2 separate regions of the Homo sapiens genome follow, and region 1 is linked to region 2. A link is an interaction called in ENCODE POLR2A ChIA-PET data of the cell type or tissue named here. Cell type or tissue: Caco-2. All regions are shown on one strand. Each heading gives the region's core, and the rest is flanking DNA. Links, peaks and the distances in the headings are about the cores only. Region 1 overlaps MED1 (mediator complex subunit 1). Region 2 overlaps LASP1 (LIM and SH3 protein 1).

Region 1 (14,805 bases), core at 3,725-11,724, 530 kb before region 2:
AGCTACTCACGAAGCTGAGATAGGAGAATCCCTTGAACCCGGGAGGCAGAGGTTGCAGTGAGCCAAGATCACGCCATTGCACTCTAGCCTGGGCATTAAGAGGGAAAATCTGTCTCAAAAAAAAAAAAGGTGTTTGGGTTTTTCATTTTTATATCAAGTCAGAATCCAACCCTTCCACCCTCTTTTTTTTGAAGGACCCCTTCCTTCTCCTCAATCACCAGTGCCAACAGTGTTGATCTTCCTGCCTGTTTCTTCTTGAAATTTCCCCAGCCAATCCCAGTATCTAGAGCATTTGTTCAGAAACTGCAGAACTGCACAGGTGAGTTTTGAGCATCAGGATCTAGTACTTGTTATAAATGTGAAAAAGAAACTTCAAAGTCAGGTTATCATGACGTCTTTCAGTCTTACATGCCTCATTGAAGTATTACTGGTAAAGATGTTATAGTGCTTTGTACTAGTAAATGCTTAGTAAGTACTCTTTTGGGTGAATGAATGTAGATATCAAGGGGAAACTGAGCTGTCAGTGTTTTCATCTTAACATGATCATTATATTGATTCTTGTTTTTCCAGGAATTCCATTGTTTGAAACTCAACCAACTTATGCACCCCTGTATGAACTGATCACTCAGTTTGAGCTATCAAAGGACCCTGACCCCATACCTTTGAATCACAACATGAGATTTTATGCTGTAAGTAAAGCCCTAGGGAGCTAGAATGTTGTAGGTTATGTTTGGACCCAAGATCATAATCTTCCTTTATAGCATTATTGAGGTCAGATAAGTTTCTTCAAGACTGCTGGATCATGTCCTATTTCTTTAGTAAGGCAGGAAATTACAGAAATCTCAGAAATGGGCTGGGCGCGGTGGCTCACACCTGTAATCCCCGCACTTTAGGAGGCCAAGGCAGGCGGATCGTGAGGTCAGGAGTTCGAGACCAGCCTGGCCAACATAGGGAAACCCTGTCTCTACTAAAAATACAAAAAATTAGCCGTGTGTGGTGGCGGGTGCCTGTAATCCCAGCTACTCGGGAGGCTGAGGGAGGAGAATGGCTTGAATCTGGGAGGCAGAGGTTGCAGTGAGACAAGATTGTGCCATTGTGCTCCAGCCTGGGTGACAGAGCGAGACTCTGTCTCAAAAAAAAAAAAAAAAAAAAGAAATCTCGGAAATGTATTGAAGTAAAAGGGCATGAGCTTCCATTAGGAAACAACAATGTACAGTTCTTTGTTGAAATTTTGGGTGATTGGCCAGGTGCAGTGGCTCACACCTGTAATCCCAGGAATTTGGGAGGCCAAGGCGGGTGGTCACTAGAGATCAGGAGTTTGAGACCAGCCTGGATAACATGGTGAAACCCCGTCTCTACTAAAAATATAAAAATTAGCTGGGTGTGGTGGAACATGCCTGTAATCCCAGCTACTTGGGAGGCTGAGGCAGGAGAATCACTTAACCCGGGAGGCAGAGGTTGCAGTGAGCCAAGATTGCGCCACTGCACTCCAGCCTGGGCAACAAGAGCGAAATTCCGTCTCAAAAAAAAAAAAAAAAAAAAAAAACGAGGCTGGGCGTGGTGTTTCACATGTCTAATCCCAGCAGCACTTTGGGAGGCCGAGGCAGGTGGATCACGAGGTCAAGAGATCGAGAGCATCCTGGCCAACAGGGTGAAACCCCATCTCTACTAAAAAAATACAAAAATTAGCTGGGTGTGGTGTCATGCACCTGTAGTCCCAGCTACTCGGGAGGCTGAGGCAGGAGAATTGCTTGAACCCGGGAGACGAAGGTTGCAGTGAGCCAAGATCGCACCACTGCGCTTCAGCCTGGCAACAGAGCAAGACTCCGTCTCAAAAAAATAAAAAAGAAAAAGAAATTTTGGGTGATAGACTTTTTTTTTTTTTTTTGAGACGGAGTCTTGCTGTGTCGCCCAGGCTGGAGTGCAGTGGTGAGATCTCAGCTCACTGCAAACTCCACCTCCCGGGTTCATGCCATTCTCCTGCCTCAGCCTCCTGAGTAGCTGGGACTACAGGCGCCTGCCACCATGCCTGGCTAATTTTTTGTATTTTTAGTAGAGACGGGATTTCACCATGTTAGCCAGGATGGTCTCGATCTCCTGACCTCGTGATCCGCCCGCCTCGGCCTCCCAAAGTGCTAGGATTGCAGGCGTGAGCCACCTTGCCTGGCGGGGTGACAGACTCTTAATGGTATTTTGAACTTTTAGAATATCATAATTAGGTGTTATAAATTCTTACTGTTTAATTCTTTCAAGTGCCATGAGCTTAGAATCTGGAAAGATCCTGAAAGTACTTACAGAGAGGAAAATGCTGGAAGCAGTAATTAAGAGGCTGGGCACAGTGACTCACACCTGTAATCCCAGCACTTTGGGAGGCCAAGGCAAGGCAGATCACTTGAGCTCAGGAGTTCAATACCAGCCTGGGCAACGTGGCAAAATCCTCTCTTTTTTATTTTTTTATTTTTTGAGATGGAGTCTAGCTAGCTCTGTTGCCAGGCTGGAGTGCAGTGGCGCGATCTCGGCTCACTGCAACCTCCGCCTCCCAGGTTCAAGTGATTCTCCTGCCTCAGCCTCCTGAGTAGCTGGGACTGTAGGTGTGCACCACCATGCCCAGATAATTTTTGTATTTTTAGTAGAGACGGGGTTTTACCATGTTGGCCAGATTGGTCTTTATCTCTTGACCTTGAGATCCACCCTACTCCGCCTCCCAAAGTGCTGGGATTACAGGCGCAAGCCACCTTGCCTGTCCTTTTCTTTTCTTTTTTCTTTTTTTTTTTTTTGCTCTTGGTGCCCAGGCTGGAGTGCAGTGGCACGATCTCGGCTGACTGCAACCTCTGCCTCCCAGGTTCAAGCGATTCTTCTGCCTCATCCTCCGGCAAAATCCTGTCTCTACAAAAAAAAAATACAAAAATTAGGCTGATGTGGCCGGGAGCGGTGGCTCACGCCTGTAATCCTAGCACTTTGGGAGGCCGAGGCGGGCAGATCATGAGGTCAGGAGATCGAGACCATCCTGGCCAACATGGTGAAACCCCGTCACTACTAAAAAACACAAAAAATTAGCTGGGTGTGGTGGCGGGCGCCTGTAGTCCCAGCTACTTGGGAGGCTGAGGCAGGAGAATGGCGTGAACCCGGGAGGTGGAGCTTGCAGCGAGCAGAGATCGTGCCACTGCACTCCAGCCTGAGCTACAAGAGCAAGACTCTGTCTCAAAAAAAAAAAAAAAAAAAAATAGGCACATGTGGTTGTTCATGCCTGTAGTCTCAGCTGCTCGGGAAGCTGAGGGGCTTCATCCTGGGAGGTAGAGATTGCAATGAGCCAAGATTGCACAATTGTACTCCATCCTGGGTAATGGGAGTGAAACCCTGTCTCAAAAGTAATAATAATAATAATAAGGGAACGTTCCAAAACCTCATCTGGACTTGTATTTATCTGAATCTTTTACAATAGACTAAAGTAGTGGTTACCAAATTCTGGCTGCATTATTATTATATAGGTGTTTTATTAAAAATAGAGAATTTGCAGCCGGGCGTGGTTGTTTATTCCTGTAATCCCAGCACTTTGGGAGGCCCAGGTGGGTGGATCACGAAGTCAGGAGATGGAGACAATCCTGGCTAACACAGTGAAACACTGTCTCTACTAAAAATACAAAAAAAATTAGCCGGGCGTGGTGGCGGGTGCCTATAGTCGCAGCTACTCAGGAGGCTGAGGCAGGAGAATGGCATGAACTCGGGAGGCGGAGCTTGCAGTGAGCCGAGATCGCACCACTGCACTCCAGCCTGGGCAACAGAGGGAGACTCTGTCTCAAAAAAAAAAAAAAAAAAAAGAGATTTTGCATTTATGGTTTAGGAACCTCTTTAATACAGATTTCTGAGGTAGTTTTTATGTTAGCTAGGTTAGGAAATCACTAGCATAGTGCATTTACTAAAAAGACATCTTTTCAGCCTAATTAGTAATTGATTGACATTTATAATATCAGCTGATGAAAACATTCACTGTGGAGACTTTTCTGCACTTTTTTGAGTAGTAGGTTTTTTCAGGATACTTTGTGGTTGGAATACAATAGGTAACTAAATAGCACTCGTTAACTGTTCTTTTTGCCCAGGCTCTTCCTGGTCAGCAGCACTGCTATTTCCTCAACAAGGATGCTCCTCTTCCAGATGGCCGAAGTCTACAGGGAACCCTTGTTAGCAAAATCACCTTTCAGCACCCTGGCCGAGTTCCTCTTATCCTAAATCTGATCAGACACCAAGTGGCCTATAACACCCTCATTGGAAGCTGTGTCAAAAGAACTATTCTGAAAGAAGGTACTGCCTTTCCTTTGATATGCTTACTGGAAGATGGAAACTTACTTCTCCAGTGGTTCTTTAATTGGTGGCCCATCAGAATCACCTGTAGAACTTAAAAAAAGTTTTTTTTTTTTCATATTTGGCATAAAAATCAAGCAAATTAGCTGCACGTGGTGGTGCACGACTGTAGTCCCACCTACTTGGGAGGCTGAGGAAGGAGAATCGCTTGAACCCGGGAGGCGGGGGTTGCAGTGAGCTTAGATCATGCCATTGCACTCCAGCCTGGGTGACAGAGCAAGACTCTGTCTCAAAAAAAAAAAAAAATTCAAACATGTGGAGCTTTTAACACTACAGATGATGGCCAGGTGTGGTGGCTCACGCCTGTAATCCCAGCACTTTGGGAGGCCAAGGTGGGCAAATCACTTGAGCCCATGATTTGAGATCGGTCTGAGGAACATGGCAAAACCCCATCTCTAGAAAAAAGTAGCCAGTTGTGGTGGTGTGCGCCTGTGGTCCCAGCTACTCGGGATCCTGAGGCAGGAGGATTGTCGCTTGAGCCTGGGAGGCAGAGATTGCAGTGAGCTCAGATTGCACCACTGCACTCCAACCTGGGTAACACAGTAAGACCCTGAATCAAAAACAAAACACCAGGCTGAGTGCAGTGGTTTGTGCCTGTAATCCCAGCACTTTGGGAGGCCGAGGTGGGCAGATCACAAGGTCAAGAGATTGAGACCATCCTGGCCAACTAGTGAAACCCAGTCTCTACTAAAAATACAAAAATTAGCTGGGTGTGGTGGTATACACCTGTAGTCCCAGCTACTTGGGAGTCTTAGGCAGGAGAATCACTTGAACCCAGGAGGCGGAGGTTGCACTGAGCTTAGATCATGCCACTGTACTCCAGTGTGGGTGACAGAATGAGACTCCCTCTCAAAAAAAAAAAAAAAATCACAGATGCTGTGTTTCCACACGAAGATGAACTGAATGATAATCTCAGTGGGAAGAGTTGGGAATCTAAACTCCACAAATCATTTTGATGGAACCAGTCTGTAGACTAGCATTTGGAGACCACTGCTTTTTGCAATGTTCTTAACTCTTTTTCTGAACATAGTAATGTAACTGGGTATTTTAGGGGCTGTACCCTGTAGCAGATATACATAAGGTAGAACTTGGAATGCTGTAGTGAGAGAGGCTTTTTTTTTTTTGAGACAGGGTCTCACTCTGTTGCCCAGACTGAACCACAGTGGCATGATAACAGCTTTCTGCTGCCTCTACCTCCTTGGCTCAAGCGATCCTCCTGCCTTAGCCTCCCAAGTAGGTGGGGCTATAGGCATGTACCACCAAGCCTGGCTAATTTTTTCTGTAGAGACAGGGTCTCTCTATGTTGCCCATGTTCGTCTGTAACTCCTGGGCTGAAGCGATCCTCTTGACTAGGCCTCCCAAGGTGCTGGGATAATAGGTGCCACCGTGCTTGGCCAGTTTTAGGTTAAATTTTAGGTTGTTAGGAGAGTGCTTCCCAGGTTTAGTTCTGAGTATGTTTTCTCTCCCCATTGTTTGGAGAACTTAATCTTACAGCTTTAAGAAGGTTTAGCTCTTTTTTCTCTCAGGATTCTGGAATGCTGATGAATTTTTTTTTTTTTTTTTTTTTTTTTGAGACGGAGTCTCACTCTGTTCCCCAGGCTGGAGTGCAGTGGCATGATCTTGGCCCACTGCAACCTCCGCCTCCCAGGTTCAAGCGATTCTCCTGCGTCAGCCTCTGGCTAATTGTTTAAATTTTTTTTAGTAGAGATGGGGTTTCACCATCATGGCCAGGCTGGTCTCGAACTCCTGACCTCGTGATCCACCCTCCTAGGCCTCCCAAAGTGCTGGGATTACAGGCGTGAGCCATGGCACCCGGCGTAAATGCTGATGATTTTCAAAGACAGTTGGCTATTAGAAGCTTTGCTGTAAATTTTGGCTGTTCTAGCTAACCATAGTTAATTTTAAAAATCTTAAGTCAGAAGCGCTCTGTTGATAGATATGTGTCAGTGCCAGTGATAGACAATAAGAAATAGGGAAGGCAAATCAGATCTCTTTTATTTTTATTTATTTATTTTTTGTTTGTTTTTTGAGACGGAGTCTCGCTCTGTCGCCCAGGCTGGAGTGCAGTGGCGCAATTTCGGCTCACTGCAAGCTCTGCCTCCTGAGTTCACGTCATTCTCCTGCCTCAGCCTCCCGAGTAGCTGGGACTACAGGCACCCGCCATCACGCCCGGCTAATTTTTTTGTATTTTTAGTAGAAACGGGGTGTCACCGTGTTGGCCAGGATGGTCTCGATCTCCTGACCTCGTGATCTGCCCGCCTGAGCCTCCCAGAGTGCTGGGATTACAGGCATGAGCCACCACGCCTGGCCTTTTTGTTTTTTTTTTTGAGACGGAGTCTTGCTTGGTCACCCAGGCTGGAGTGCAGTGGTGTGATCTTCACTCACTGCAACCTTTGCCTCCTGGGTTCAAGCAATTCTCTTGCTTCAGCCTCCCAAGTAGCTCGGATTACAAGTATCCACCACCATGCCAGGCTAATCTTTGTAGTTTTACCAGAGACGGGGTTTCGTCGAGTTGGCCAGGCTGGTTTTGAACTCGTGACCTCAGTGGTCTGCCTGCCTCGGCCTCCCAAAGTGCTGGGATTACATGCGTGAGCCACCATGCCTGGACTTTTTTTTCTTGATACAGGGTCTTGCTCTGTTATCGAGATTGGAAAGCAGTGGTACAGTCATAGTTCACTTTGGCCTCAAACTCCTGGGCTCAAGTGATACTCTTCCCTCAGGCTCCTCAAGTCGCTGGACTATAGGCATGCACCTCTACATCTAGTCAAATTTTAAAGAAATTTATATTATACTTTTTATTTCAGTGTACATATTTATACAGCAACATTTTTTTTGTAGAGATGGTGTCTTGCCATGTTGTATAGGATAGTCTTGAGCTCCTGGCCTCAGGCATTCCTCCCACCTCAGTGTCCCAAAGTGTTGGGATTACAGGCATGAGCCACTGTGCTGGGCCAGGAGATTCTTCTCATGGAAATAAAAATTGCTTTAGAAATGAGAAATTTTTAGTAGTTGGAGTAATAACATAGAGCATATATGTTCAAAGTTGTGGCACTTCTGTTTCATGTGTTAAAATGCCTTAAGAAGTCTCCAGATAGCTTTAGGGCATTTAAAAATGAGTTTTCATAAGGCAGTTATGGAGCTAATCCTATAGAGAGGCATGCTTTTTACAAAGAAAGTATATGATCCTTGTGTCTAGGCTGCTAGCACATCTGGCATAAGAACATATGATGATGGCTAGATATATGTGGAATAAATACATTATTTTAGATTATAGCCTCTATATCTCTGCTTGCCAAACTATGGGCTGCACATCTAACAGCTGCAAACACTTGATAGAAAGCAGAGTTTATGGCAGTGGTTCTGGATATCTGCTTATCAAGTAGAATGAGACACTCGGCCACTTTTATTTTCAGAATTCACTTTTACATTTTAGGGATTAAGTTTCTTCATCTTGGAAAATTGAAAGTCTAGCTACTTTTGTTCTGGAGAAATTTATAACAAACTGGCAGGTTCCTTGGAATCTGATTCCTTCTGTCATCTGTGGATGACATATAGTAGGTTTTGTATGTGAAAAAAGTGTGCGATTTAGTTTCCAAGGAGGGAGAGAGAATTTCAGTCTGTACATTTAAGGAATGTTATTTGTGTGAAGTCTTTTTTTTTTTTTTTTGAGACAGAGTGTTGCTCTGTTTCCCAGGCTGGGGTTCAGTGACATGATCTCGGCTCACTGCAACCCTTGCCTCCCAGGTTGAAACGATTCTCCTGTCTCAGCCCTCTGAGTAGCTAGGATTACAGGTGTGCGCCACCACACCCGGCTAATTTTTTTTTTTTTTTTTTTTTTTTTTGAGATGGAGTCTTACTCTTGCCCAGGCTGGAGTGCAGTGGCACGATCTCAGCTCACTACAACCTCCGCCTCCTAGGTTCAAGTGATTCTCCTGCCTCAGCCTCCCGAGTAGCTGGGATTACAGGCATGTGCCACCACGCCCGACTAATTTTGTATTTTGTATTTTTAGTAGAGATGGGGTTTGTCCATGTTGGTCAGGCTTGTCTCGAACTCCTGACCTCAGGTGATGAGCCCACCTCAGCCTCTCAAAGTTCTGGGATTACAGGCCTGAGCCACTGCATCCGGCCTCTTTTTTTTATTTTTTAGTGGAGTTGGGGTTTCGCCATGTTGGCCAGGCTGGTCTTGAACTCCTGACCTCAGGTAATCCACCTGCCTTGGCCTCCCAAACTGCTGGGATTACAGGCGTGAGCCACCGTGCCCAGCCTGTGTGAAGTCTTATATTTGGTTGTTTTATGATCTTTCTCTTTGCCTTTTAGATTCTCCTGGGCTTCTCCAATTTGAAGTGTGTCCTCTCTCAGAGTCTCGTTTCAGCGTATCTTTTCAGCACCCTGTGAATGACTCCCTGGTGTGTGGTGAGTTGTGTGGGTGGCTAACACCTCTCATGGAGCGGTTTGGTCCCTATGTCTTTTTTGGAAAAGTCAGAAGCTAAATCTAAAACAATTTCCTATGTATTTTGTCTTTCAGTGGTAATGGATGTGCAGGACTCAACACATGTGAGCTGTAAACTCTACAAAGGGCTGTCGGATGCACTGATCTGCACAGATGACTTCATTGCCAAAGTTGTTCAAAGGTAGCCTTGGCCCTTTTTCATCTGAGTCCCATTTAGAGATGTATAAAGAATGTTGTTGAGTAGGGCGCGGTGGCTCACGCCTGTAATCCCCACACTTTGGGAGGCCGAGGCAGGCGGATCACGAGGTCAGAAGATTGAGACCATTCTGGCTAACATGGTGAACCCCCATCTCTACTAAAAATACAAAAATTAGTCAGGCGCGATGGCGGGCACATGTAGTACCAGCTACTCGGGAGGCTGATGCAGAAGAATAACTTGAACCTGGGAGGTGGAGGTTGCAGTGAGCCAAGATTGCGCCATTGCACTCCAGCCTGACGACAGAGCAAGACTCCGTGTTTTTGTTTTTGTTGTAAAAAAAAAAAAAAAAAAAAAAAAAAAAAAAAAAAAAAAAGGCCGGGCCTGGTGGCTCACGCCTGTAATCCCAGCACTTTGGGAGGTGAAGGCGGGTGGATCACGAGGTCAGGAGATTGAGACCATCCTGGCTAACACAGTGAAACCCCGTCTCTATTAAAAATACAAAAAATTAGCCCGGCATGGTGGCGGGCGCCTGTAGTCCCAGCTACTAGGGAGGCTGAGGCAGGAGAATGGCATGATCCCGGGAGGTGGAGCTTGCAGTGAGCCGAGATCATGCCACTGTACTCCAGCCTGGGCAACAGAGTGAGACTCTGTCTCAAAAAAAAAAAAAAATGTTGTTTTCAGAATTAGCATGAATTTCAAATAAAGGAGCAATTTAGTTATTGCTTTGATTTCACCCTTCTCTGCTTTCGGATTCAAAGTAATCTAAGCTTTGTTTTTTTTTTTTGAGATGGAGTCTTGCTCTGATGCCCAGATTGTACAGTGGTACAATCTTGGCTCACTGCAACCTCTGCCTCCCGGGTTCAAGTGATTCTCCTGCCTCACCCTCCTGAGTAGCTAGGATTACAGGCATGTGCTACCACACCTGACTCATTTTTGTATTTTTAGTAGAGACGGGGTTTCACCATGTTGGCCAGGCTGGTCTCGAACTCCTGACCTCAGGTGATCTGCCTGCCTTGGCCTCCCAAAGTTCTGGGATTACAGGCGTGAGCCACTGCACACAGCCAGCTTTGTTTTTTTTTTTTTTTTTTTTTTTTTAATGATATTACTATGAGAGTAATGGGAAGTAAAGTAGGTAACTTCAGGCCTGGAATTATGGTACTTTAAGGCAGGAGAAAGCCATAATAAAATACAGATATTTTTCTTACCTATCCTGTGTGCCAATTCTTCATAGATGTGACATTTTTATCTTTTTATTCTTTTATTTTTTTATTTTGAGACAAGAGTCTCACTCTGTTACCCAGGCTGGAGTGCAGTGGTGTGATGACGGCTCACTGAAGTGTTGACCTCCGAGGTTCAGGTTATCCTTCCACCTAGACCTCCTGAGTAGCTGGTACTGCAGGTGTGAGCCACTGTGTCTGCCTGAGCAGATTTCACAACTTAAATGTTAGGCTGGGCGTGGCAGTGCATGCCTGTAATCCAGCACTTTGGGAGGCCAAGGCGGGCAGATTACTTGAGGTCAGGAGTTCGAGACCAGCCTGGCCAACATGTTGAGATGTCATCTCTATAAAAATACGAAAATTAACCGAGCATGGTGGTATCCGTCTGTCATTCTAGCTACTTGAGAGGCTGAGGCAGGAGAATCACTTGAACCTGGGAATCGGAGGTTGCGGTGAGCCAAGATTGCGCCACTGTTCTTTAGCCTGGGTGATAGAGTGAGATTCTGTCTCAAAACAAACAAACTAACTAAATAAATAAAAATATAAAAATTAGCCAGGTGTGGTGGCAGGTGCCTATAATCCCAGCTACTCAGGAGGCTGAGGCGGGAGAATTGCTTGAACCTGGGAGGCGGAGGCTGCAGTGAGCCGAGATTGTGCCACTCCACTCCAGCCTGGTAGACAGAGCAAGATGCCATCTCAAAACAAACAAAAAGCCAACTTAATTGTTACGTGATAGTTAAGCCAGTATGCATCCCAGAACCATTAATATGTAATTTTTTGAGATTTTTCTACAGCTGGGTCTGGCAGCCTATTTTTGTAAATAAATTTTATTGGAACACTGCTGTTCATTTACATGTCTGTGGCAGATTTCTAGTTAATATTGCAGAGTAGGTGAACAGGAAACAAGACCTACAAAGCCTAACGGATTACTATATGGCCTTATAAGAAAAATTTGCGGCCGGGTGCGGGGGTCACCCCTGTAATCCTAGCACTTTGGGAGGCTGAGGCGGGTAAATCACGAGGTCAGGAGTTCAAGACCAGCCTGGCCAAGATGGTGAAACCCCATCTCTACTAAAAATACAAAAATTAGCTGGGCGTGGTGGCGGGCTTCTGTAATCCCAGCTACTTGGGAGGCTGAGGCAGAGAATTGCTTGAACCTGGGAGGCGGAAGTTGCGGTAAGCCAAGATCATGCCACTGCACTCCAGCCTGGATAACAGAGCGAGACTCTGTCTCAAAGAAAAAAAAAAAAAAAAAAAGAAAAATTTGCTGGCTGGGTGTGGTGGCTCACGCCTATAATCCCAGCACTTTGGGAGGTGGGTGGATCGCCTGAGGTCAGGAGTTCGAGACCAGCCTGACTGACATGGAGAAACCCTGTCTCTACTAAAAATACAGAATTAGCTGGGCGTGATGGCGCATGGCTGTAATCCCAGCTACTCGAGAGGCTGAGGCAGGAGAATCACTTGAACCTGGGAGGTGGAGGTTGCAGTGAGCCAAGATCGCGCCATTGCACTCCAGCCTGGGCAACAAGAGCAAAACTCCGTCTCAAAAAAAAAAAAAAAAAGAAAAAAAAATTTGCTGACATATGTTCTAGAGCAAAACGTTTGCAAACTGAGGTTTATGAATATAAATTTATCTGGAAAATAAAAAGTGCTTTGCTTTAAAATAAACAAGATTTATAACAGAAATAGCACTTTTTATAATAGTGTAGGTTTGGGATGATCTAAGTCATTAAGGTTTAGTACTTAATGGGTCAAGAGATTTTTCTTTTCTTTTTTTTTTTTTTGAGATGGAGTCTTGTACTGTCACCTGGGCTGGAGTGCCATGGCACAATCTCAGCTCACTGCAACCTCTGCTTCCCGGGTTCAAGCAATTCTGCCTCAGCCTCCCAAGTAGTTGGGATTACAGGCACCTGCCACCATGCCCAGCTAATTTTTTGTATTTTTTCTTTTTTTTAGTAGAGATGGGGTTTCACTATGTTGGCCAGGCTGGTCTCAAAACTCCTGACCCTGTGATCCACCCGCCTCGGCCTCCCAAAGTGCTGGGATTACAGGCGTGAGCCACTCTGACCGGCGGAGATTTTTCTAATGGTTCCTTAATTAAAATAAATTATGTATCCCTGTAATTACCATATGAAGCCCCCCAGAGGACGACATTTTCTTTTTTCCTTTGAAATGAAGTCTTGCACTGTCACCAAGGCTGGCGTGCAATGGGACGATCTTGGCTCGCTGCGATCTCTGCCTCCTGGGTTCAAGTGATTCTCCTGTCTACCCTTCCTGAGTAGCTGGGATTACAGCTGTGCACCGCCACGGCTGGCTAATTTTTTGTATTTTTAGTAGAGACAGGGTTTCACCCCGCTGGCCAGGCTGGTCTCAAACTCCTGACCCGAAGTGATCCACCCTCCTCGGCCTTCCAAAGTGCTGGGATTGCAGGAGTGAGCCACCGCGCCCGACCTAAGGAGGCATTTTTTTTTTTGAGACGGAGTCTCACTCTGTTGCCAAGCTGGAGTGCAGTGGTGTGATCTCAGTGCAATGCAACCTCCGCCTCCCTTGTTCAAGCAATTCTCCTGCCTCAACCTCCCGAGTAGCTGGGATTACAGGCACGCGCCACCACGCCCAGCTAATTTTTGTATTTTTAGTAGAGACGGGGTTTCACCATGTTGGCCAGGATGGTGTCGATCTCCTGACCTCATGTTCCAGCCGCCTTGGCCTCCCAAAGTGCTGGGATTACAGGCGTGAGCCACTGTGCCCGGCCCCTAAGGAGGCATTTTCTTACTGAGTTCCATTATTACCAATTTTCTTTTAGTTAAGTTTGAAATTCAATTATTTGGACTCTTGTTTATAGTTTGCTTTTGTTGTGTGATTCATAAGAGGTTGACAATTTTATGTTGGGTTAGATTTTTAGAATGTATTTACCCAAAGCTCTGGTATTTGATAGAACTATTTTTGTCTTACAGATTATTTGCCCTACCTGAAAACTGCTTACTGCAAAACTCTGATGTTATATCTAAATCTCAGGTCTCATTCAGCAGCTATTGCAATGTTAACTTTGTTTTCTTCTTTATTTTGCAGATGTATGTCCATCCCTGTGACGATGAGGGCTATTCGGAGGAAAGCTGAAACCATTCAAGCCGACACCCCAGCACTGTCCCTCATTGCAGAGACAGTTGAAGACATGGTGAAAAAGAACCTGCCCCCGGCTAGCAGCCCAGGGTATGGCATGACCACAGGCAACAACCCAATGAGTGGTACCACTACACCAACCAACACCTTTCCGGGGGGTCCCATTACCACCTTGTTTAATATGAGCATGAGCATCAAAGATCGGCATGAGTCGGTGGGCCATGGGGAGGACTTCAGCAAGGTGTCTCAGAACCCAATTCTTACCAGTTTGTTGCAAATCACAGGGAACGGGGGGTCTACCATTGGCTCGAGTCCGACCCCTCCTCATCACACGCCGCCACCTGTCTCTTCGATGGCCGGCAACACCAAGAACCACCCGATGCTCATGAACCTTCTTAAAGATAATCCTGCCCAGGATTTCTCAACCCTTTATGGAAGCAGCCCTTTAGAAAGGCAGAACTCCTCTTCCGGCTCACCCCGCATGGAAATATGCTCGGGGAGCAACAAGACCAAGAAAAAGAAGTCATCAAGATTACCACCTGAGAAACCAAAGCACCAGACTGAAGATGACTTTCAGAGGGAGCTATTTTCAATGGATGTTGACTCACAGAACCCTATCTTTGATGTCAACATGACAGCTGACACGCTGGATACGCCACACATCACTCCAGCTCCAAGCCAGTGTAGCACTCCCCCAACAACTTACCCACAACCAGTACCTCACCCCCAACCCAGTATTCAAAGGATGGTCCGACTATCCAGTTCAGACAGCATTGGCCCAGATGTAACTGACATCCTTTCAGACATTGCAGAAGAAGCTTCTAAACTTCCCAGCACTAGTGATGATTGCCCAGCCATTGGCACCCCTCTTCGAGATTCTTCAAGCTCTGGGCATTCTCAGAGTACCCTGTTTGACTCTGATGTCTTTCAAACTAACAATAATGAAAATCCATACACTGATCCAGCTGATCTTATTGCAGATGCTGCTGGAAGCCCCAGTAGTGACTCTCCTACCAATCATTTTTTTCATGATGGAGTAGATTTCAATCCTGATTTATTGAACAGCCAGAGCCAAAGTGGTTTTGGAGAAGAATATTTTGATGAAAGCAGCCAAAGTGGGGATAATGATGATTTCAAAGGATTTGCATCTCAGGCACTAAATACTTTGGGGGTGCCAATGCTTGGAGGTGATAATGGGGAGACCAAGTTTAAGGGCAATAACCAAGCCGACACAGTTGATTTCAGTATTATTTCAGTAGCCGGCAAAGCTTTAGCTCCTGCAGATCTTATGGAGCATCACAGTGGTAGTCAGGGTCCTTTACTGACCACTGGGGACTTAGGGAAAGAAAAGACTCAAAAGAGGGTAAAGGAAGGCAATGGCACCAGTAATAGTACTCTCTCGGGGCCCGGATTAGACAGCAAACCAGGGAAGCGCAGTCGGACCCCTTCTAATGATGGGA
Region 2 (14,805 bases), core at 3,469-11,468:
TTACCTTCTCCCAGAACCCAGTCAAGGATAAACAGGGGAACTAACTAAAGGCACTTGCTGAACTACACAATTTCTTGCTTTTCCTTTTTTTAGAGACAGGGTCTCACCCCATCACCCAGGCTGGAGTGTAGTGGTGCGATCATGGCTCACTGCAGCCTCCAACTCCTCAGCTCAAGTGATACTCCCGCCTCAAACTCCCAAGTAGCTACGACCACAGGTGCACACCACCATCTCTGCTCGTTTTTTTTTTTAGGGACCAGGTATTGCTATGTTGCCCCAGCTGGTCTCGAACTCCTGGGCTCAAGTGATCCTCTTACCTTGGCCTCCCAGAGCACAGGGATTACAGGCGTGAGCCATGGCTCCCAGCCCTAAACTACAAAACTTCTCAACAGCATAAGGAACTATCATGTTTATTATTAAGGTAGAGACTGTTTCTTGGGGAGTGGATAGTCCCTGGGTTAGACAAACCTACATTCAAAGCTGCCAGTGTCTATTTCCTCTTCTCTGAAGTGAAGTGATGCTACAGCTGCACAGGGCTGGGTGAGGATTAAACGAGCTCACACGCCGGGAGCACTGAGCCCTCCATCGTCAGCTGTGAATATTATTATTGCCTCTCCTACCCGCAGGACCTCAGCTAGTCCCTCAAAGTCGCTGGGCCTCAGTCGCCTCATCTGTAACAATGGGGAAGATAGCACCTTCCTCACAGGGCTGCTGGGAGGATGCTGAGAGAGGGTGCATGGAAAGCCTGACAAAAGGCAGGGTCGGTTCTCCCTGATGGACCCGGGCAGTCACATCAAGATCAGGCAGCAGGAGTCCCCTCTGGAGGAACTGGGAGAGATCCCCTCTGTGGCCCGGGTGGAACCTCTGCAGTCTTCTCCCGATCCTGAGTGGGTCCTGGGCGCGCTGCCCACGTGGTAAATTCCCCTACATGTATTCTCGCGCCTAATCCTTCATCGGCTGAAGCCCCGCCCCACCCCACCCCACCTCATCACTGGCCAGGTTTGTCCCAGGAGCCCTCGCACCCCCAGGCAGGGTGGGTCAGCTGTTCTGTTCTCAGGACTCCAGACCCTTTGCTTATTCCTCCGTGTCCCCTAAAGACCAAGTTCTCCCTAGGCCTGGAACCCGTCCTCCCCTCCTACAGGGGCACATACCTCCCACTCAGCAGTGTTCTGGAAAGTCAAGCCAAAGGAGACAGAGGCGGAACAGCCCCCTATCCTGTGCCCCCATGGCAGGGCCCCCTTCACACCTTGCCCTTCAGTGGGTGGAGGTTTGGGACGCGGCTATAGAGGGTTGGTTGCCCAGCCTCAGACTGGCATGACCTGGAGGGGCAAATTCCCTGGTCCTCCCCAAACCCCTCCTTTGTGGGTGAGTGTGAATGGGGAAGAGGGAGGGGAGAGTGGCTTCCTGGAGGAGGTAGGCTTTAGGGAGCCCCAGAGCGGGCTCAAATAGACACCCACACCTCTCCAACCCCCTCTAGGTAGGAAGTGGGAGAACGCTCTACCCTGCTCCTTTGATAAAGTCAGGGGTGGGGTCAAGATTAAAGGCAATGCTAGGATTTCAGCACCTTGGCCTTGCAGAGTAACCGCAGGGGAAGGTACTCTTGCCAAATGCCGACCTTACAACTTCCCTCCCCAGCATCCCTCCCTGCCAGGCCCCAGCACCGCCCAGCCCCTCACCTGACTCTGGAGCTCACTCTGTTGCTTGAGGCGAAGGTTTTCCGGGGTGTCCGCCACCATGGTGAAGGACTGCTTGGGGTAGTGTCTGCAGGACAGAAAAAACAGAGTGGGGGTGACTCTGGGGGAGGGGCAGGAGCCTCTGGGCTTCTCACAGAGCATGCCCTCCTGGGAACTTCGTCCTATGCTTGGGCACGCCCTGGCCCGGCCCCACAGGAGGACTTCAGTGTCCACCACCAAGGCCGAGGGGAGACAAGCGTTTCTCAGACTCAGCTGGGACTGGCTGACCTGGGAAGACGCAGCAGGCATCAGTGATGGGCCAGCCAAGGAGAACTGTCCTGAGCGAAAGGATGGCCACTGGGCCACTCTCTGAGGGTTGAAGGTTACCCTTGTTTGGGGATAATCCATGCCTTGTGCCTACCACACATGGAGGTCGAGGCAACTGGGCCCGGCTGGGGGAAGATGGGCACAGGTGAGTCAGGACTAAGCTTTCAGCTAAGACCAGAAGTGGAGACCGACCATGCAGAGGAGAGCAAGGGGGAGACAGAAAAACAAAGGGACACACATATCCAGGGGGACTTCCTGGAGGAAGTGGTGAGAGAGAAAACACACGGTTAAAGTGGTATTTCAAACGGTTAACAAGGTCCAACCTAACTGGAGGGTAGGTGGGAAGGCCAGCTTGAGGACAAAAAAGGAGGTCACCTGAGGGTGACAGGTAAAATACAGGTTGAGTATCCCTTATTGGAAATGCTCAGGACCAGACGTGTTTCAGATTTTGGATTTTTTCTCAGATTTTAGAATATTTGAATATCCATACTGAGACATCTTGGGGATGGGACCATTTCCTATATACCTCATACACATGGCCTGAAGGTAATTTTATACAATATTTTAAATAATTTTATGCATGAAACAAAATTATTGACTGCTTTTTGACCTATGACCTATCACATGAGGCCAGGTGTGGAATTTTCCCTTGTGGCATCACGTCGGCACTCAAAGCTTTGCATCTTGGAGCTCTTCAGACTCTGGATTTTTGGATTAGGGCTGCTCAATCTATAGTAACAACAGTGAATTAGGCCGGGCGCAGTGGCTCATGCCTGTAATCCCAGCACTTTGGGAGGCCGAGGCGGGCAGATCACGAGGTCAGGAGTTCAAGACTAGCCTGGTCAATATGCTGAAACCCCGGTCTCCACTAAAAATACAAAAATTAGCCGGGTGTGATGGCGTGCGCCTATAGTCCCAGCTACTCAGGAGGCTGAGGCAGGAGAATCGCTTGAACTCAGGAGGCAGAGGTTGCACTGAGCCAAGATCCTGCCATTGCACTCCAGCCTATGTGACAGAGCCAGACTACGTCTCAAAAAGAAAAAACAAAACAAAACAAAAAAAAACAAACAGTGAATGTTCTCCCTGTGCTAAGGGCTTATGTGCCCTAGTTCACCGAATTCTCACAGCCACCTGTGTGACTGGTATTCAGCGTACCCCTTTGACAGATGGGAGAACTGAGGCCAGAGAGGTTAAACAACATGGCCAAGACACACAGGGATCCAGATTTGCGCCCAGACGATTTCTTCAGTTCATGCTGAACTTAGCCGCCAATTTCCAGGCCCAGCACAGCCTGGTCCCCAGGAAGAGGGCCTGGCTTGGAGGCAGCCGAAGCCACGGCAACCCTCAGAGCCTGCAGAGACCTCCAGAAGACTCTGGTCCAACTCCCTCATTTCAGAGGAGGAAACGGTGTGCTGGCACCAGGCACTTCTCCCTTAGCAGTCTTCATAATTAACTTATTTATCACATCAATGTATTGTCTTCTCTCTCCACTACTTCTCTATGAAGGGAGGGATTTTGGGGTCTCTTTTGTTCATTGATTTATCTCAAGTTCCTAGAATAGTAGGCGATGCTCAGTAAATATTTGTTGAATAAACAAATGTCAGGCTGGGCATGGTGGCTCACGCCTATAATCCCAACACTTTGGGAGGCCAAAGCAGGTGGATCACTTGAGGCCAGGAGTTCGAGACCAGCCTGGCTAACATGGCGAAATCCTGTTTCTATTAAAAATACAAAAATTAGCCGGGCACCGTGGCGCATAGCTGTAATCCCAGCTACTCAGGAGGCTGAGGCAGGAGAATCACTTGAACCTGGGAGGTGGAGCTTGCAGTGAGCCAAGATCCGCCACTGTACTCTAGTCTGGGCGAGAGCAAGACTCTATCTCAAAAAAAAAAAAAAGTCACGCCAGGAATTGAAGCTGGTGCAGGACTAGAACTCAGCCCTTCTCCATCCCTCTCTCATCACAAGGTCCCCTAGCAAACCAGCTGCAGGAGAGACAGGCAGCTCTGAGCCATGTGGTTTGTGTGTATGTGCTGCTATGAGAAATGTCTGGGGGTCTGCATGGGCCCCAATTACTTCAGGGACTGGTGGGTGGCTTCTCCAAGCCGGAGCCCGTCAGGCCATTTTTAGCCCTGGGTGACCACAGCCCACCACAGCTATGACCCCTGCAGATCCCTGACTCACAGGCTGCACCCAGGTAAGCCATAGATGGCCTCCTGGGACCTCTTCCTAGGCACGTTCCACCCAAAACTGACACACTCGAGAGCTAAGAACGAGCTGCCCCTCTGCTCGGCATGTTCTCCTGCCGCCCACATGGCCGTGCATCAGAGCTACCTGTAAACAGGCGACTTCCCCTGAGGCCACCACTTGTGAAGGGCAGGGCTCAGGATTTGGAGACCTCAATCAAAGGAGCATAACTTGACAGGGCCCAGTGCAGGGCTCTGGCCCTGCCACTGACTTACTGGGTGACCTTGGCAAATCCTTTTTCCCTTGGGCCAGTTTCACTGTCCCGGATCCAGATGATCCTAGCGGTGCCCGTCCCCCAGCCCTCACCTGGGTCCTGGCCACCCAGGTCAGCCCAGACTCGCAGTTCCTCCAGCAGAGGAAGGGAAGATGAGGAAAGGCAAACACAGGTGTCCGCAGCTGGCAACAGACGTGGCCTGTGATGAATACGTGGCCAAGTCTGGGGTCGTCCCCGTGCAGCCAGGGCCACCCACAGCTGAGGAGCTCCCTTCAAAGTTCCTGTACAATTCCAGGCCAAGGGATGATCAACCACGAGTCTGTTCCTAGAGACCAGAAAGGGAAGATCTCTAGCAGGGCTGGCAGGCCCTGAGGCCCTAAGAGGGAGCGCTTCAGAGACGAGACGACCCTCCTCCCAACATCAGAGCCATTCTGCAGACTGTATGGGCAGGGGCTGTGGTGAGGCAAGCACATGGAAGTAGAGGCACATGTGGCAAAAGCAGGGTGGGGGAGAGGAGACCTCCGGGCAGCTCTGGCCCAGCACTCGAAGACTCAATTCTGAGAAGATGAGGCTGGTTAGCATTTGATGGGGAGGGCTAGAGGCAAGCAGGGCAAACACATCCTCCAGACCCGGTCTGCAAAACCCTGGGGTTTCTCATTGGCCAGAATGCACAGGGTTAAAACAGGCCAGGCTGGGTGCAGTGGCTCACGCCTGTAATCCCAGCAGTTTGGGAGGCCAAGGAGGGCAGATTTCTTGAGCCAGGAGTTTGAGACCAGCCTGAGCTACAGAGCGAGAGCCTGTTTTTATTAAATAAATAAATAAAACAGAGGCCAGCTCCAGTGCCCAAAGACCGCCAGACAGGTGCACCTGACGTGCCCCACCCATTCCACAGTCTGAAGTTCCTACACACACTGCACTGTGCCTCACACACGATGAATATATAGATGTGCCCTCTGCACCGATGGGCGCCTCCAAGACACCCAGGCAGCAGCTGCATTGAGGCCATGTCCACACACCCCCTGCACCCCACACTGTGTCCCTCTGCTCACCCTACACCCACCAGACGGTCTCGGGAGCCCCTCCAACATGCAGCAGGCACCTTGGGTGGGGTTGGCAGGTACTTCATCCTCTTCAGAAGCACCCTTCCCCCTAGTCTCAGCCCCCGACAGCTGGAGTGCTAATCCCATCAGAAGGGAAGTGGGGGTGAGCCAGCCCAGATGTGAGCTCAGCTTAATTTGGCAGGAGTGAGGGAGGATTTTAATCCTGCATCAGATTAACTAGATTAAAGAGGCACTCCAGAGCCTCCAAGCTCCTTCCCCTGCCCACTAAGCCCAACCCCAGGCAGAGGAAGGCAGGCAGACAGCTTGGGCTATATTCCTCTTGCTGGGTCAACCCTGTCCCCTCCCCACAGCCCACAGTCCCCAGTCCCCAGCCCCCAGCCCTGGCGAGACGACTCTGCCTTTCCCTCTCCCGGCTCACTACGCTTCAGGTTTCCATGGCAACCTCATCTTCAGCTCCAGGCAGGAGAGCAGCAACAGTGAGAGAGAGAGTGAGGAGAGAGCGAGAGCGAGACAGAGAGAGAGAGAGAGAGAGTGAGAGTGAGAGAGCGAGTGAGAGAGAATGAGTGAGAGAGAGAGAGAGGTCTACGGGGGTTGAGGAAGAGGCACAGACAGCAAGGGGGTCCTCAACTAAGGAGAAGCCCATGAGGGCAAAGTCAGGAGACTGTGTCTATAGGATCTTTCTGGATAATTTAGGTGAGGAGGACAAGTGTCACGGGTTTGTTTCTAGAAGCAAAGGCATGAGAACATCAGTGCTGCACCCCTCCCCCCACCAGCATGCCGGGCTTCAAAGAAAGCTCCAACTGATTTGACCTCCCTCCAGAAACAATTTTTGGGAATTCTACCTTTTCCCTTCCTGCCCATCCCATCCATTACCCCTAGATCCCAGCAGGGATGGCTGGAAATGTGTGCATGCCAACATGGGTGCTAAGACAGACCAGGGGCCACCCGTCCCAGCTGGTGACTCCGCTGGAACCCAACCCCATGACAGACTGGGCCATGGCGAGGAATGAGGGACAGGTGATCAGCTGGGTGCAGGGCAGAGTCCAGAGCACAGCTGTCCTTTGTCCCATAGGCCAGCCTGTACTGGCCCCTTGTTAATCATTCCAAGTGGGTGGTGGGCTCTCTGCAGGTGCCCCACCCACCCTTCCTCCCTGCTATCAGCTGCTCTGGGGAGTTTGCAGGGAGAGGCATGTAGGACAGGAAGAAGCGGGGCAGGAACAGGGACTGGACAGGGATAGGGCAGGGCAAACAGGCAGCTATTGGCAGCAGCCTCGGGCTTCAGGACAATTTACAGAGACACAAAGCAACATCTTGGCACACTGAGTCCTGTGCACATTCTCTCTCAAAACCCACCACACAGCTTTAGGCTGGCATTCTCATTGTGCCGTTTTACAGATGAAGAAACTGAGGTCCAGTGTCAAGGACAGAGACCTTGCCCAAGGCATTCTCCTCTACACCACAGCTGCCCAGACAGCGAAGGGGAGGCCAGATGGACCCCAGCCACCTCCAGCACTCAGTTCTGGGGAAAGATGTGCTTGGCAGGTTGGGTGCAAAACAAAGCACTTCATCCTTCAAACCCAACTCGTTTCCAAGCTCGGCCATTATGAGAGATATTCTGGGGCCTCTCAGCCACACCTGCTTAGGAGCTGCCTATCCCTCTGAACTTTTCAAAGGTATATGATACAGGTCGGGCACGAAATGCCAGCACTTTGGGAGGCCGAAGCGGGCGGATCATCTGAGGTCAGGAGTTCAAGACCAGTCTGGCCAACGTGGCAAAACCCTGTCTCTACTAAAAATACAAAAATTAGCCGGGCGTGGTGACACACGCCTGTAGTCCCAGCTACCCAGGAGGCTGAGGCAGGAAAATCCCTTGAACCCGGGAAGCGGAGGTTGTAGTGAGCCGAGATCACACCTCTGCACTTCCACCTGGGAGACAGAGAGAGACCCCATCTCAAAAAAAAAAAAAAAAAAAAAGCCGGACGTGGTGGCTCACGCTGTAATCCTAGCACTTTAGGAGGCTGAGGTGGGCGGATCACTTGAGGTCAGGAGTTTGACACCAGCCTGGACAACATGGTGAAACACCGTCTCTACTAAAAATACAAAAAAATTAGCCAGGCATGGTAGCGGCCTCCTGTAATCCCCGCTACTTGGGAGGCTGAGGCGGGAGAACCGCTTGAACCCAGGAGGCAGAGGTTGCAGTGAGCCAAGATTGCGCCATTGCACTCCAGCCTGGGCAACAAGAGCGAAACTCTGTCTCAAAAAATAAAAATTAAAAAAAAAAAAAAAAAAGGATATGATACTGAAGAGGCCCTGTGTCCCAGGAGAGGGGTTATCTGTGAGGACCTCTGGGTGGCCTTCCTGCTTGGTGGGACTACAGGGGCAAGGTTTCCGGGCTCACAGGTGACAGGGACAGCTTGTCAGCCACCAGCCTCACTCTCCAGTCCTGCCATCAGCCACACTCCAGGGTCAGAAGAACAGGATAGCGAACCCGAAAGCCCAGCGCCCTTTCTACACAGAGCCTCGCCCGTTCCAGGCTTGGATCTCTTCAAAAACCACAGCTTTGTGTTCAAGGAGGAACAAAAAGACATCAACAAAAGCAACAAGGAGCTTTTGGTTTTACCAAAAGGAAAAAAAAAAAACAGCCCCCACATCCTGCCTCTAGAAAGAGCTGCGGATTCCAAAAGCCCCTACTGGGAAGGCTGCCCACAGGCGGGAAGGGAGGGCTCCCTGCTAACCCAGTTTCTCACCCGTCCATCCCCTCAGGCCTAAGGGGCTGAAGTGGTGGCGATAGGAAGCAACAAGGAGGCATTGTTCAATCAGAGGAAAAAAAAGAGCAGTCAAAAAGATCAAGGCTAGACTTGAGGAAGAACTTACCAGCCATCAGATTGCACACAAAATGAAAAGAAAAAAAAAAAAAAAAAAGCCTGCCCCTGTCGGTAATATAGAAGAGAAACAATTCTGCAAGTTGAGTAAGGCATGGAAACGCGGGCCTGTTTCCTCATCTGTAAAACGTAGGTGTTAGGAAGCAAAGTGATCCCTCAGGCTCCAGGAGGCCTGAAGGACAGGGATTTGGGGGTAAGTGAGGTGGGAGGGCTACCTGGAGGCCACATTTGGCTACTTGGGCTGGCCATTTGCACTTGCCCTCCCCCACACTGTCATCCCTAGTCCCCATTTTTCCAGTTAGAGGCAGACAATTTTGGGAAGGAGGGAAAGCCCTGGGCCCCAGTGCGGGGTTTGCCTACTCCTGCTCCACCTATTTTTATTTTCATTTTTACATTTTTTAGAGACAGAGTGTCCCTCTGTTGCCAGGCTGGAGTGCTGTGGTGCAATCAGGGCTCACTACAGCCTCAACCTCCCAGACTCAAGTAATCCTCCTGCCTCAGCCTCCCAAGTAACTGGGACCACAGGCCCACACCACCACACTCGGCTAATTTATTTCATTTTTTGTAGAGATGAGGCTGGTCTTGAACTCCTGGCCTCAAGCGATCCACCCTCCTCAGTCTCCCAAAGTGCTGGGATTACAGGCATAAACCACTGCACCCAACCCTGCCCCACCTTTTAAAAGCAGCTGGGATTAAAGACAGTTTGCTAGAATCCAGAGACACTTAAGCACCCAGCCTTGTCTGACACAGACCACACCCTACTCCCATCTGATGCCTAAGGGAAGGGGCAGAAACATAGTTCCTGGCTCCCCAGAATCAGGGACATCTTTACCCTCCTCAGTCCTTACCCCACAGCTCAAGGAAACTGGAGAATGAACCCCAAATATGTGCAGTCAGAGAAGAGGGGAAAGGTGCAACCAAGTCCCCCAATTTTCCTTCCCCAGCCCATGCCCACCTCCCACTTGACACCTCACAAGCTGGTTTCCCTGGCTGGCAACCCTGCCTCCTGTCAGTAGGGCCCTAAAGAGGAGGGAACAGGCAGTACTCTAGACTATCTGCAGGGAGACAACGATGCAGGTTTATGCTAAGCCTGGGCGTGTGGACTGATCTGCCCCACTTTTGGAAAATCCAGTTTACAAAACAAGTAATGGAGGGCATAAATATCTCTCTTAAATATCTCTCTCACCAAGAGCAGGCTCACTCCACCCACCCAGAAGCTTCAAGAAAGAATTCGGGCCGGGCAGTGGCTCATGCCTATAATCCCAGCACTTTGGGAGGCCGAGGCGAGTGGATCACCTGAGGTCAAGAGTTCCAGATCAGCCTGGCCAACATGGAAAAACCCCATCTCTACTAAAAATACAAAAATTAGCCGGGCATGGTGGCAGGTGCCTGTAATCCCAGCTACTTGGGAGGCTGAGGCAGGAGAATCGCTTGAACCTGGGAGGCAGAGGTTGTAGTGAGCGGAGATCGCACCACTGCACTCCAGCCTGAGCGACAGAGACTCCGTCTCAAAAAAAACAAACAAAAAGAATTCTATTAGCAGTTCTTCCTCCACCACTGGCTATTGTGCAGAAGCCGGGAGTGCACCCTCAACCTTGCCACAGCATTGGCTGCATGGCTGCAGTCCTGAAGGTGGAAACACAAACACAGCCCATTCAGTCCAGCTCCCAAGTCCTCCTCCCCCGCCCCAGCACCGGCGTGGGTGTCTGCCTACACACCAGGCATGTGTGTAACTGCACGCATGTGGGGGTCCGCCACACCAGGTGGGCTGGCAGTGAGCTCTGGCCTATGTTCTCTCCCCTGCCTCTCCCCCAAACAAGTCTGATGCAAGGACAGAAACAGAAGAGGCCTTTTCACTGCCTACTTTACAGTCACTTTCTAGAGCTTAAATCTGAATCTTGAGAAACCACAGGGAAAGATAGCTTTCTTCTTTCTTGACCAGCCCCCTGCAAGATCCTAGCTCCCCTCAGAGACTAGCCAGAGACAGGCAGAACATAGAGGCCTCCCTGCACACCAAACTCACACACTCACTGGGTGGGCCCAACTCCCTGGCAAAGTGCCAGAAGAAACCACGTGCCCCTACGGGTCCTGCACTGGGCTTGGCCCAGCATGGAGCACGTGATGCTTCAGAGAAGGAAGCCAGGCCTGTGGTCCACAAAGCAAGACCAGAACAGAAATGGCAGAAAGCTGTACCCTGGTAAACCCAGGATTCAGGAACCTGAATGTCACTCAAGGATAAGACCAGAGGCAGGAAGAAAACACGAGGAGGCTGGGCTAAAGCAGGTAGATCACCTGAGGCCAAGAGTATGACAAGCCCTCCTCTCTACAAAAAACTTAAAAATTAGCATGGCGCCACATGCCTGTGGTCCCAGCTACTAGGGAGGCTGAGGCAGGAGGATCACTTAAACCCAGGAGGTGGAGGCTGCAGTGAGCCATGATCACTCCACTGCACTCCAGCCTGGGTGACTGAGCAGGACGAAGTTTTTTTGGAGACCTTGTCTCCAAAAAACCAAAGCAAAATAAAAACAAAAAAAGTAAGAAAGCAGGAGGGAATGACAGCAAACACTCGGCCTAGCGTCTGGCACATAGCAAGAGCTCAATAAATCCTCTTTGGTCTAGGGTCCAACATCCCTGGGCAGGAATTTTTTTTTATCTTTAGTTTGTTTGTTTGTTTGTTTTGAGATGGAGTCTCGCTCTGTCGCTCAGACTGAAGTGCAGAGGCAATCTTGGCTCACTGCAGCCCTGGCCTCCCAGGTTCAAGCAATTCTCCTGCCTCAGCCTCCTGAGTAGCTGGGATTATAGGTGCCCACCACCACATCTGGCTAATGTTTGTATTTTTAGTAGAGACGAGTTTCACCATGTTGGCCAGGCTGATAGAACTCCTGACCTTAAGTGATCCACCTGCTTCAGCCTCCCAAAGTGCTGGGATTACAGGCGTGAGCCACTATGCCAGGCCTCCTGGGCAGGAATTTTTAACCATGGGGAAACCAAGGCTCAGACACGTCCAGAGAGCACTCCTTGCAAGCGGGCGCCACACCTGGTTCATCCCAGAATCCCCACGGGTAACTTCTTGGCCCAGTGGATGCAGGGGAGGGAGAATGACTGCCTTGGGCGAGGAGGTGCTACTACAGCTAAAGTGAAACACAGCTGGGTCACAAAGCCCCCAGGTCTCTCTCACTAGGCTCCTTCCCAGGAAACATCCCAACTGGGCCAAAGGTCAATGAGGCATGGCAGAGGCTAGGGCTACAAAAGCTGGAGGAAACATGGAGAGGCCAACCTGCTTCTTTTGGCTGGAGGCCAGGAGGGAGACAGGGGAACCTCTGCCTCTGCAAGTTGGAAGCATCACCCAGAGAAGAAACCTTGATCTGCCTCTTCTGGCTCCCCCAGTCCCTGCAGGAGCCCTCCACCCAACCTTGTGGCAGCTTCCCAAGAAGACAGTAAAAACAGTAAGCTGGAACTTTGGATGAGGCTGATAAAACGCAGAGAAAACAAGGACAAGCCTCTGATTTTTCTCCAGCTCCCAGTGCTCACTGAATTCTAGGCTGCTTGAGTCACTGGGCTCCAAGGCTCGGTCAGACTTCTGCGTGCTGGGGCGGAGGCTCAGAATCTAGCCTGAGGTGGTCCAGCAACGGAGGGGTTAACTGCCCTGGCTTCTCTGAACCCCACCCCACTACCCAATGGAGGGAGGAAGTGGCAGAGAACCAGGGCTTGTGTGAGCCCTTAAGAATTCGAAGAATGTCCCATTTCCCTTGTGGGGGTGGGAGGGGTTGGTAGGGGGAAGAGGAACAGTAGAAATTAATAGAAGAGAAGGGGCAGCTGAAGGAGGGGCCAGGACAGAGCTGCAACCCTTCCTTTACCCAGATAACCTGCCCAGTGCCCTCCTTCTTCCAGAAGGGACAACTTCATGTTGCTTCTTGGGCTTGAGATTTTTATCAGGAATCTGTTTTCCCAGCACCTGGTGCAGGTTAGTATGTATTATAGCAGCAGGCAGGCAATAAATGTCTGCTGAATGAGCGAGCCCCTAAAAAGATGAAAGAGTGGTCTTAGCCAGGGAACGGGAGGGGGTAAGGAAGCAAGGAAGGTTTGGGGTAAGGTTAGGGGTAAGGCTGGAGGTTTAAGCCCCCTTTTTAGACAAGTCCCAAATTTTTTTTTCCCTGGGTGAACTTCAGCTGCAAAGAGCCTCCTGACTGAGAATTAAGAGAAAAAAAAAAAAAACTGGACTCAAGTCAGATCCTAAATTCATGTGAACACTGAAATTACCATTACTTGAGTTGGTTGAAGTTAAAAAAAAAAAAGTTAAAATTAAAAAAAAAATCGAATTAAGGCTGGGCGAGGTGGCTTATACCTGTAATCCCAGCACTTTGGGAGGCTGAGGCGGTGCATCACTTGAGGTCAGGAGTTCGAGACCAGCCTGGCCAACACGGTGAAACCCCGGTCTCTACTAAAAAATACAAAAATTAGCTGGGCATGGTAGCATGCATCTGTAATCCCAGCTACTCAGGAGGCTTAGGTACAAGAATCGCTTGAATCCAAGAGGCGGAGGTTGCAGTGAGCCAAGATCGCGCCACTGCACTCCAACCTGGGTGATGAGTCCTCTGACTCAAAAAAAAAAAAAAAAGCAAATTAAAAGAAAAAGAAATTATCATTACATCATTACTTATAAGTGACTTGACCTTCCAAAGCCTCCACCTCGCAGGTGGAGGCGGCTGTGAGGCCCCAACACTGAGTTTGTACTTGCTACTCACAAGGTCAATTGGAAGATGGAAAATTGCTGTACTTTCTGGGATTGCATGGGATGGGATGGGATGGGATGGGAGGGGAGGTATTCCTCCAGGCTCTGGGATGGGGGACCCCACCTCTATACTCCCTCCCTACCGTCAGCTGCTGCAGGTCCCAGTGCAGAAGGAACAGAGCTGCACTATACTCAAGATGACTATACTCAAAAGAAACAGTCTCCACAGCCTCCCTCACCAGGCAGGGAAGAGATCTATCTGGCCCAGGCAACACCCTTTATGCACCCCTGCCCATTCTCAAAAAATGAACACCAAAAGGGCTGGCATGAGGCTTCCAGAGAGTTTTCTTGAAGGAACCACTGGAGGAAGGAGCCCCCAAAGCCTAGAAGTACCCAGGTGAGAGAAGGAAACTGTCGATTTTGAGGAGAGAAATAAGGGAAGGTAAACAGAACAAAGTCCTCAACCCCAAATACAACAGACACGTCACTCATTCTTGAAAGACCACGAGGAAAGCCCCCTCTTTTGTAGCAGGGGACAGTGGAAAGAAACGTGCTCGCCTTACTGCCCGAAATTGGGTTAGAGCCTGTCTTGCCCTAGCCATCCCACCTTGAGAGTCTCTTCCCTTCCCTAAGCCCCAGTTTCCTCATCTGTACTTTAAATGCACTTTAAATGGGGGATAAAAGCACTTTAAATGGGGATAAAAAGTGCTTGCTTCATTCAGCTGTTGTGAGGACAAACTGTGATGTTCAAGTAGGGGATGGAAGTGTTCGCCAATGTCACCTTGCGGTTATTGGAAGGAAAGGAAGAACTCACTCGGGGAGGGAGCCAAGGTGCCCACCCAGCCCCCTGCCCAGAACAGGACTCACGCGTTGCAGTAGGGCTTCTTCTCGTAGCCCTTGTAGTTCTTCATGTTCAGTGTCATCTTGCAGGTCTCGCAATGGAAGCATGCTTTATGCCAGAACTGGGGATGGAGACAGGAGGACATACATCAGATACCAGGACTTCTGAAAAAGGGGCTCAGGCCCTAGGAAGGGGCACTCAGGAGCTGCTGGGACTGTCCTAGGCCCATGGCTGTGGGGAGAACATGGAATCATCCCAGGTGAGCTGGGGGCATTTCAGGTCACAGGCTTTGGCACTCCCCTCCCCTCTCTCCTTCCTCATCCTCCACCAATGGGCCATTTGAACCCAGGAGGAAGAGACAGGCAGGCATGAAGGACAGGGGGGAAGAGCCCAGTTATAGCAGTGGCAGCAGCCCCCAAGTCAGCTCCACCCTCCCCAGGGAACCCCTCCTGCCCAGAGCTGGCGAGGCCTCATTGCTTATGCAAAGCTGCGCTGGGTTGCTAGGGAGCAGCCGCTGAACATGAAGGAGCAGCTCCTCTGGTGGCACCAAGGCCTCAGAAGAGGAAGGCCCAGCCCCCACACACCCAGGCCCAGAACCCAGGTGCTCCTAGCTCCTGTACCAGGGCCCAGCACACCCACCAGCCCCACATGAGCCCCAGGTGGTGCTACAGCTCCGATACCTCCCACTTCCTGTGGGATGCCTGGCCAGAGGAGTGGGCTGGGTGTCCCAGGCTCTGTCAACACAACACATCCTTTCTACCCTTCCCTCATCCTCTCCCACCCCAGGAGGAGGGCAGGAGAGCACCCGGCAGCGGGTCTCCCACTGAGGCA

The links. Peaks named below come from ENCODE experiments on the same cell type or tissue, not always from the same donor. Only the 100,000 strongest peaks of a DNase experiment are listed, where the experiment ranks them.
Region 1: POLR2A ChIA-PET joins it to region 2 with 9 read pairs; 2 of 35 experiments call an interaction of 5 or more read pairs at or near these places.

The regions. Positions count from the first base shown.
Region 1 is chr17:39,409,211-39,424,015 of GRCh38, reverse strand. It overlaps MED1 (mediator complex subunit 1), which reads left to right. Exons shown (of 17, transcript NM_004774.4): 12 at 195-319; 13 at 571-689; 14 at 4,098-4,299; 15 at 8,677-8,772; 16 at 8,885-8,990; 17 at 13,295-14,805. Among named protein-coding and RNA genes, the nearest start is that of FBXL20, 15 kb to the right of the region's middle. In Caco-2, for the core only: no CTCF peak of the experiment used is centred there; no DNase peak of the experiment used is centred there.
Region 2 is chr17:38,877,376-38,892,180 of GRCh38, reverse strand. LASP1 (LIM and SH3 protein 1) reads right to left here. Exons shown (of 7, transcript NM_006148.4): 2 at 14,001-14,095; 3 at 1,677-1,761. Among named protein-coding and RNA genes, the nearest start is that of LASP1, 15 kb to the right of the region's middle. RefSeq lists silencers at 7,866-7,915, 14,347-14,426 and enhancers at 9,923-10,505, 11,673-12,255. In Caco-2, for the core only: no CTCF peak of the experiment used is centred there; a DNase peak (open chromatin) is centred at 6,630.